2 separate regions of the Homo sapiens genome follow, and region 1 is linked to region 2. Evidence: chromatin contacts called from ENCODE Hi-C data. All regions are on one chromosome and are shown on one strand. Each heading gives the region's core, a stretch centred on a gene start or an enhancer-like site at or near the end of the contact. The rest is flanking DNA. Distances are from core to core; before and after follow the strand shown. Region 1 holds the start of GARS1 (glycyl-tRNA synthetase 1). Region 2 holds the start of TAX1BP1-AS1 (TAX1BP1 antisense RNA 1).

Region 1 (4,642 bases), core at 1,560-4,059, 2.9 Mb before region 2:
TTAAAAATATGTGATTATTCTAATACTTTTGGAGGATCTAATTCTATTATCATTTCCCCTAAGTCTCACTCAAGGTGGCTTGTTTCCTCATGGGTTTTTAAATTTTGAGTTTGGCACTTACTATTTTGGTAACCTTAATCTGTGAAAAATCCTAAAAGACCAATGTGGAAAGTCTGCTTCTTTTGTAATATGACGTTCTGGGTAAAGTATATGAAGAAAGACATATGTAGGTGGAAAAGGAAAAATAATTTTAAAAGCCGTTTCGGATAATTGTGGATATTCTTTGATACTACCTCAAAACTCTGACAAGTGGTAGCTTCTTCAAGGTTATTTCTAACTCAGAAACTATAGCAATGAATTTTTTGTACTGTCAGAATAAATCTATTAATGTATCTTAAGCTTTGAATGGCTCTTTCACCAATACCTGATTTCATAACATCATGCATTGGTCACCTGGAAAACACTGGTTCACTGAGTTACGCAGATTATCCAAATACTATCAAAAAAAAATCCACGTTTGTTAATATCACCACTCATCTCATCACAGATATCTTTAAGGACTGTGAAGCTGCCAAGCTCACAGCAAAAGATACGAGTCTTCCCAAATTCTAAAATTTCCCCAAAGTTTGAATTTTATTATTGGCCACAAATACTAACCGTTGTTTTCTTAAAGTGACAAACTCACTTCATTCATTTTCCAGATTAACAAATTTCTATGAAACATGTGCTACTAACAAGACCAGTCATTAAGTAAAAATCCCACTCCGGAAAGGTTTTCAATTGCACTTCACAATGGAGTTATCCAAAATGGATAGGGGTGACAGTGTGTCTCATTTCCCCATATACAAAAAATGGGTAAAATTAGATCATCTTTAAATTATTTTTCAGCTGACATAGGACTCAGTAATTCACACAATTAACTAACTGATATATGTGTGTTCTTGGAAAATTAGAAAAAAATATCCAAACTAACTTAAATCAACTAACTCGTATATTCGGAAAATATCTTAAAGTACAAAACAATAATCAAGACAACATAAACAATACACAAGACAGTAGTTAGTAGCATCGGAAAGCTGCCGCGATCAAAGTTTACTTTAGTTAACTAGATCCTGTCTTAACTACCGATGGATGATTTTCACTGCAGTTCCAGGCTAACGTGGCAGAGGGAGGGGTTTGGGTGTGGTGGTTTTTTTTTTTCTCCAAATTAGTTGTATGCTTCCTTCTAAAGGGAAGGATATTTTTTAAAATGGCAAGTTAAGAAAAGACAAAGGAACCACACCTAATTTTATTTGTGGAGTGGAAGGTGGGTGGAGGGAGACAGAATATGCAATCGGTGTTCTGACACCAATCATGAAGAAAAAAGTTAAGCCCGTGGTGATATTTCAAAATGAAAGGCTATTTATTAAAATCGGTCAGGCTCAAACCAGCGAAGAGGACAGATGGCAAAGTGGCTGAATTTGCGGCAGCTATGCCCCAATGAATTATTTCCGAGATAGGGTTCCACCCTCTGTAGCTAAGGCAAATTATTGCATCAGGCGCCCATGCAGGAGAAACCCGTTTGGTGTTTACTACTAAGTCATGATCTCCGGGGTCCTACTGCAAGCTCTGGCTCTCCCTAATTGCATATGGGAATCATCTGAAATAATCTTTTCCTTGATATCTCTAAATTCTAAACTCTATGGCAGTGCCCTAGGAAAAGGAGGTCTATATTAAATCACCAAGTCCTTCAGCCCATGAAACCTTCCCTCACCTTCGGGAAAATCAAATGTCAAAATATTCCATACTAAGGATGGCTGACTTCACTCCGCAACACTTAGTTTCCCAGGTTTACGATCTGAGGGCTCACTGGTTCCAAACGGCCTTTTCAGAAGCCAGAAAAGATGACAAGAGCAAAGGATGATGAGTTCACAGCATTAATAGAAAAGTTCGACACCTCCCCACATCCACATTTCAATTCTATTTTCTCAGCCAATCATTCCGCTAAACTAAGCACTGAATGAAGGAAGATGTTAAGGGGGAAACACTATCAAAGCATCCTAAAGATTAAAGGGCCTGGCCGTAAGACGAAAGAACCGGCAGTTTTTCGGCTCATCATTGACCACTGAAAGAATTAGGAGGCTTTCCACCCAGGGTGCACAAAGAGTACAGCAGAGCCTGGAAAACTGAAGTTAAGGTTATTCAGTTAGGAGGCGAGGACAACCAAAGGGTCACAGATCCCAGCCCCACTGGAAATAGAGGAGACGCGGGCTGTGACAGAATGGGGAAGGGAGAACGGAGCCGGAGAGGGACGCAGGAAGTCGGAGGGGTTCCAGGGAGTCATCCAAAAAGAGAGGAGGACGGAGGTCCGCGGGAGAGGAGGTGGCTGACGCACGGGGGACTTGGGACCAAAGTGGGGGAGGCGAAGAAGACGCCAGAGGATGAAGGGAAAGAAAGGGGTAACCGAAGAGGAGGACAGTTCCCCGGGGAGGAGGGAAGGATGACCAGAAGAAGGCCCTGGGAGGAGAGCCGGAGGCTTAGCGGAGAGCGCAAAACACCGGTACCTGCTGGCGCACTGCTAGCCTCAGAGGTGCCAGCACCTCCTCAGCCCCCGCGCCGTCCATGCTGCTCCGGGAGGCGGCGGCGGGCAAGGAGATCGGGGGGCAGGAGGCCGCGCTGAGGGACCGGCGGAGCAGGAGCGAGGGTCGGGCTAAGAGCCGGGGCGGCAGCAGCAGCAGCAGAGCGGCGCGAGCACCTCTAAGCAGCACTGGACGCGGAGAGGGCATGAGCCTGCGGCCCTGGGCTGTCCAGAGAGGGTGGCGACGGAAGCGGCGCGCGCCGCCCGGCTCGGAGCATGATGAAATCGCCGCGTAAACGACGCGGCGCGCGTGCTGCCGCACATTCACCACCGCGTGACGCGGCGCCGGGTCGCCGCCGCAGATTCGACACAAAACCCGGAAGGACCCCGCCGAAGGTTTTCTCCGGTTCGGGAGAGAGGTAGGTAGGGTTGCGAGCGAACAGATTTGCACAGAAGTGCGTCAAGCCACCCCAGCAGGGTGGATGTTCAGGGACACAGCTCTGAGCGAGACCTGCAGGCCGAGACACACGAGAACCTTCAAAGCATAGGTTTTTATACGAGTGACACCCCGGCCGACCTACTTGAACGGACACTTCTGTTTCTGTTCTTTCGCGCCCTGCGCCTTAAAAGGGTCGCAAAACATCAAATCAGATAGGGATCTTAGACTTCTGTTGCTCAAGTGCAGATGTTCCCCAGATAAGGAAATAGGCCCAGAGAGGTTAATGATTTGCCCAGAGTCACACATTCTTGGTCCGCCGATGTCAAGACAAAAGCTGGCGAACGGGGGAGGAGGAGTGAGGGGATAGAGTCACCCCAGGCTTTCTGGAGAAGGTAAATTCCAATCTGCCCTTGCGGGGCGAGCAGGATTTGAACCGGCAGAGATGAGGAAAGGCAAGAGGTGCCTGATAAGTCTTTCTGCTTGGCATAGCCTCAGTCTATCTGCCTCCTGTGGTTAGGCCCCAGCTGACCAACCACCCAGAGATGGCTTCCCCCCGCCCCACACACCCAGTTCCTCCTGCCCAAAGGGTGGAGGGCCTAGAAAAGCTGGGTTCCCCCTCCAGGAAAGGAAGAGAAAAATGATGTGTTGGTTATAAAAACAGCATTGCGCACACCTGCAAAAATGGCTAAAATGAAAATGATGGAAAATGCCAAGTGACCCTCTGAGACTCCCCTACACTGCTCAGGGGAGTGTTAACTGGTGCAGCCAGCCACTTGGGAGCTCTTCGGCAGTATGCACGTACGTCTCCCTGTGACCCACAATCCCACCCCAGGAGTGTGCAGGAGTAGACGGGCTCAGTATAATGAAGTCTCCTTTCCTAATGGTGTGAAAGTCCATGTTATTTCTCTTCCCGTTCCAGTGTGCAGTTCTGGAGAAGTACTTACAATTCAACATGAGCAGGGTGGGTTGCTTAAGAACCTTCTGCAATATTGAACAATTATATTTTTAAACACTTTTATTTCAAGATTTGATATTAATTATAATTTATTTGGCTTTTATTTTACTAGGCAATTTTGAATTTATTTTAATATCTTTAAATGTGAAAAATCATTTTAAGTTTTACTTTTATTTTTATTTAGATTTTTATTAAAATGTTGAAATTCTATATCCTTTGAATAAAACTATTTTATTTCTAAAAAATTCCTTAGATCAATAATGTCTCATCCATTTTCATGTTAGGACAGTCCTGAAAGGACTCCAAATCCGTTCTTCCCTCCTCCCCGACCAATTCATCCTCCCCACTGCTGCTTCAGTCATTCTTTCTTTCTTTTTTCTTTTTCTTTTTTTTTCCAGACGGAGTCTCGCTCTTTCACCCAGGCTGGAGTGCAGTGGCGTGATCTTGGCTCACTGCAACCTCCGCCTCCCGGGTTCAGGCGATTCTCCTGCCTCAGCCTCCTGAGTAGCTGGGATTACAGGCGTGCGCCACCACACCCAGCTAATTTTTTTATTTTTAGTAGAGACGAGGTTTCACCATGTTGGTCATGCTGGTCTCGAACTCCTGACCTCGTGATCCGCCCGCCTCAGCCTTCCAAAGTGCTGGGATTACAGGTGTGAGCCACTGCACTCGGCCCAGTCATTATTTCTGA
Region 2 (5,231 bases), core at 1,700-4,199:
TGTATGTTTGAAAATTTCTGTAATAGTAAAACCAAAGCAAATAAAGAAATGAAACAGATTAGTAACACTCCACATATGACCCACTGTAGCAGAAACACTGCATTTTAGAATATGAACGCTTTGTACCCTTAGAAGTGTTGTAATTCAGGTAATGGTTGATAGAGTTACTGAAAGTTTTTCACATCTTCAGCTAAAAAACCTTTAGAATTATCTCCAAACTTTAATCCGATAGGACACACAAACATATGAAAGGAAAAAATGTCCAGCATTCAAATAGTTTCCAATTATTCACACTGTGGCTCAAAAAAAGAAAGACTAACAACTCTCAACAGACCTCTGCTCCCAAAAAATGTAATCAGCAATTTTTCTAGGAGGCAACAGCAAAAGCCCCAGTCTATTAATTTGCACCCTTGCAGACATCCCTATTTCCAGAATCCTTTACACCTGAGTGCCAAGACATTCCGCCCAGGTATCACCCGCACCACTTTTATTTACTTTTTAGATTTTTATAAGTTGGTTTCTAAAATGCTATGATATTGGCCCACACATATTAGGGTAGAGGACATTTTTATCTTCTTCTAAAGGTTTATTTGGGACAAAATAAGCTTTAAAAAGACAGAAATGCATAAAGCCCAGATTTAACATATCCATTCCAAAAGAATACAACAAAGTCCCCAAAAGAAGTATACAAGGAGCATCATTAGGATCTTTCATGATTATTTTAACATTATTAAAAAGGTTGAAACTTTGAATTCCAAAATTTTACTTTTGTTATGGAAAAGGTATTTGCTGGTTAATTCTACAAACATGGCTGCAGTGAGAACTATAAACAGCGGTCTACAATTTAAGAACGTGATGGGCTGGGTGCGGTGGCTCACACCTGTAATCCCAGCACTTTGGAAGGCCGAGGCAGGCGGATCAAGAGGTCAGGAGTTCGACACTAGCCTGACCAACATGGAGAAACCTCGTCTCTACTAAAAATACAAAAATTTGCCGGGTATGTGTGGGGAAAAGCAAGAGAGATCAGACTGTTACTGTGTCTGTGTAGAAAGAAGTAGACATAGGAGACTCCATTTTGTTCTGTACTAAGAAAAATTATTCTGCCTTGAGATTCTGTTAATCTATGACCTTACCACCAACCCCGTGCTCTCTGAAACATGTGCTGTGTCAAACTCACGGTTAAACGGATTAAGGGTTGTGCAAGATGTGCTCTGTTAAACAGATGCTTGAAGGCAGCATGCTCCTTAAGAGTCATCACCACTCCCTAATCTCAAGTACCCAGGGACACAAAAACTGTGGAAGCCTGCAGGGACCTCTGCCTAGGAAAGCCAGGTATTGTCCAAGGTTTCTCCCCATGTGATAGTCTGAAATATGGCCTCGTGGGAAGGGAAAGACCTGACCATCCCCCAGCCCGACATCCGTAAAGGGTCTGTGCTGAGGAGGATTAGTATAAGAGGAAGGCATGCCTCTTGCAGTTGAGACAAGAGGAAGGCATCTGTCTCCTGCCCGTCCCTGGGCATGGAATGTCTCAGTATAAAACCCGATTGTACGTTCCATCTACTGAGATAGGGAAAAACCGCCTTAGGGCTGGAGGTGGGACATGTGGGCAGCAATACTGCTTTGTAAAGCATTGAGATGTTTATGTGTATGCATATCTAAAAGCACAGCACTTGATTCTTTACCTTGTCTATGATGCAAAGACCTTTGTTCACGTGTTTGTCTGCTGACCCTCTCCCCACTATTGTCTTGTGACCCTGACATAGCCCCCTCTCGGAGAAACACCCACAAATGATCAATAAATACTAAGGGAACTCAGAGGCTGGCGGGATCCTCCATATGCTGAACGCTGGTTCCCCGGATCCCCTTATTTCTTTCTCTGTACTTTGTGTCTTTTTCTTTTCCAAGTCTCTCATTCCACCTAACGAGAAACACCCACAGGTGTGGAGGGGCAACCCACCCCTTCAGTGTGGTGGTGCGCGCCTGTAATCCCAGGTACTCAGGAGGCTGAGGCAGGAGAATCGCTTGAACCTGGGAGGCGGAGGTTGCAATGAGCCGCGATCGCGCCACTGCACTCCAGCCTGGGAGACAGAGCAAGACTCCATCTCAAGGAAAAAAAAAAAAAAAGAACGTGATGACTAGAAAACAAAAACTACAATGTTCTTTGAAGTTGAACAATCAGTTTGAAAAATAAATAAAACCTTATTAGAAGTCGGCATCATCAAACAATCCTTCAAGTTTACCCTTGAAAGGAACAGAACGAAAGAGAAAGGCTGTCCTAAGCTCCTTCCCTAAACCCGAAAAGCACTTTGAGGACGATCGACCCACTTTTAGTTTCTATTCAAATGATCTCTTTAAATCCTTTAGGAATTGAGCACCAAACTTGTAACTATTAATTGTTCGTGCACAGCTCGTAGAAATTTTAACATTAGCAGAATGCAGACAGCTGAAAAATCAAGATTTATTTTCCCATCTAAAGCCTAACATAATAGCAATTCATAACCACTGTGTGAAACCGGAAATCTAACACTGTGTATGTCTAAAGTCAAATGCCAGTGTTTTCTAACAAAACTTTTACCAATAAGGTGTGTACACACACCCACACAGACGCACGCTAAGCTCAATTTTTTACTAATAAGGTGTACGCGCGCGCGCGCACGCTAAACTCTAGCCACAGATTCCCTAAGCCAGGAGTGCAAGTCGGTCGGGACTAGTCCACACCTTGCGAACGGGGCGGGGTGGGGAATGGATTCCAGGTGAAGCAGGCCATCAGCCAGAACCGCCAACTCCGCCCGCGGCCCTCAAAAGTAGGCGGCGCAGGGAGTCTCCGCCCCCTTCGCCACCGGCGACTCAAACCAAAACAGCTGGGTTTCTCTCCGCAAAGGCAAACCCCAGCGTCCTTCTCGGACGCGACCTACGTGTTTTCTCAGCTTACTGCGCCGGTAAAACCCACACTGCCCTCAAAACAGTCACCCCAGAGTTTAGCCTTGGACACCAGAAGCTTTTCCTTCGGGGGTCGCCAGCGTCACTCGTCCCCAGCCAAAGGGCCCCCGTCCCACACGCCTCCCCCAAATCGCGAAGGCCTGTCCCACGGGCCTCCCACCGCGTGGGGCGGCCACCCGTTGCCATTCCAAAACTCCACAGCTGATCCGAGTCGCCCACACCCCCGTCACAATCGCAGTCTGGAAAGGAAGGTTTGTCTTCGGGAAGGAAAGCCTCGTCACCACAGAGACCTCTCCCGAGACCGGCCAGGCCCCTACAGTACAGGGGCTGAAGGGTGTAGCACGAGCCCTAAAAGAGATGCAGCTGGAGGCCGCCCCGCACAAGGCGCTGGGGTGGACCGGGGAGGCGCCTTACCCAGTGGAAAGACTCCCGGATCAAGGGAGAAAGTTACGCAGGCTTCCGATCCTGATCCGCCATCAGCCGCCGAACCTCTTCCGCCACTACCGCCTACCCCCAAAGACCGGCTACACCTCCCCTCCCAGCCGACAGTAGGCCTTGCGTCACTTCCGCCCACGGGGCGGTCTCTTCCGCCTCCTGCCTGGTTCGCCGCTCCCCTCCGCGACGACACGCCCCCAGCCCACTCCGCCGCGGGACGCCTCATCCCGCGGGTAGGCTGGCTCTCTCCTTACTTCGTCCTTGCTATTTTCGTTCAACTTAATCGCAGCAAAACAATGCGTCTGGATTTACATTCTGATTTTATGTTATTATTTTGACATACGAAAGGGGGAAACACACAGGAGGTTTAAGTAACTCACCAGCGATGTGGAAAGGGCAGCTCAGAGGTCCATGGACAGTACCGTATCCCTGTCTGCGTCTCAGTCGGCCTAAACTAGCCCACTCATTTTATAGATAAGGAAATAGCCAGAGAAGCAAGGGAGTGACCACACGGCTAGGGCTGCAAACCCCTGAGCACCAAGACTGTCTCTGAACTCCTGGCCCAGTCGTGTGCTTTTTTGGCTATGAAGTTTTGTTCACTGAAAGCTCCTAGGAGCTTTTCAGTTCTAATGCCCTCTGATTCTATTTGCTCTCGCTCCAGCAGAGGCCTCTTTTCTAGCCGCATTTCTGTGAGTTACCTGCTTTTGTTATCCGTATCATTTTCCGTGTGTGAATTTTCTCCCGCGTTCTGTTATTTCTAAAATCACTTTTGCTTGTTGTATATGTTGCCTTCCTATATTGGACATTCAGTTTGAATCGTAACTCCACAGAAGCAAATGTGTCCCATTCGAATTCATCATAGTCTTCTGTTGCCGTAAAACCCTGACAAACCTTGCAATAGCACCAGAAAGGATATGTAAATTAGATCGCATTAAATGTTGAAGCACATTCTAAATACAGAACATTCAAAATTATCTTTCATATACTTTCATCTTTACTTCCAGTTATTTCAGAAGACATTAGCTTTGATAACATAGGTTCTCAATATTTACAGACTGATTTGTTTCCTGTGTATTGACATTTTTGAACTTGGTCTTGTGCTGGGTATTATACTTGATCATAGAATTTCAGAAGAACCTTAATAGGCCATTTAGTCCCAGTCTCCTTATTTTATGGATGAAGAAAACGGTGTGAATAATCAACATAAGTTATCACTTGCGTTACTGGTAGCAACCTTCTGGTAGTAGAAATAACTGTGTCCCTTAAGAAATGTAAACATAGCAGTGAATTTTATAAGCACAATTTGTCAGAGATGTCACTCTTTGTTTAAATCACATTCCTATTTATATGTAATACATTTTTAATTACCACTAATTTTCAGTTAATGAAATCAGAAAAACAGTATGCTTAATAAAAACCATAATTGAAAGACTTTTTTTTTTGCCCTGAGAGGGACGGAGTTTCGCTCTTGTTGCTCAGGCTGCAGTACAGTGGCGCGATCTCGGCTCACTGCAACCTCCGCCTCCCGGGTTCAAGCAATTCTCCTGCCTCAGCCTCCCAAGTAGCTGGGATTACAGGAGCCAGCCACCACGCCTGGCTAATTTTTGTATTTTTAGTAGAGAGGAGGTTTCGCCGTGTTGGTCAGGCTGGTCTCAAAGGACATTTTCACAGGTATTTTTACTTTGTTATTTTTAATTATTTCTTGAATTTTTAGACCTTATTTTCCCCAGGAAGGTATTTGTTCTGGAATTTTAGCTTGCTTCATTCATTTTAATAATGATCCTTTAATTTTTAGACCAAGTTTTTCCCACCAAGATAAATAGATACCCTCTTAGTATTTAATTGAATTTCTGGGT

Evidence for each region. Hi-C counts contacts between places; a loop is a spot of excess contacts on that map. Pooled maps may share reads with other maps.
Region 1: a loop to region 2 is called in a map of CD8-positive, alpha-beta T cell, with 11 times the contacts of the local background. The contact joins the promoter of GARS1 here to the promoter of TAX1BP1-AS1 in region 2. A Hi-C loop is called at or near these places in 3 of 168 maps with a recorded cell type or tissue (B cell, CD8-positive, alpha-beta T cell and naive thymus-derived CD4-positive, alpha-beta T cell), 1 of 37 single-sample maps with no recorded cell type and 6 of 50 pooled maps.

Annotation. Positions count from the first base shown.
Region 1 is chr7:30,593,045-30,597,686 of GRCh38, reverse strand. It overlaps GARS1 (glycyl-tRNA synthetase 1), which reads right to left and starts at 2,809. Exons shown (of 17, transcript NM_002047.4): 1 at 2,544-2,809. The coding sequence starts at 2,765. RefSeq lists a silencer at 1,518-1,617 and enhancers at 1,513-2,126, 2,127-2,740, 2,761-3,110, 2,741-3,354.
Region 2 is chr7:27,738,393-27,743,623 of GRCh38, reverse strand. It overlaps TAX1BP1-AS1 (TAX1BP1 antisense RNA 1), which reads left to right and starts at 2,949. Exons shown (of 2, transcript NR_187572.1): 1 at 2,949-3,608. TAX1BP1 (Tax1 binding protein 1) reads right to left here and starts at 3,462. Exons shown (of 17, transcript NM_006024.7): 1 at 3,355-3,462. RefSeq lists enhancers at 1,801-2,664, 3,179-3,448, 2,665-3,527 and a silencer at 2,779-3,011.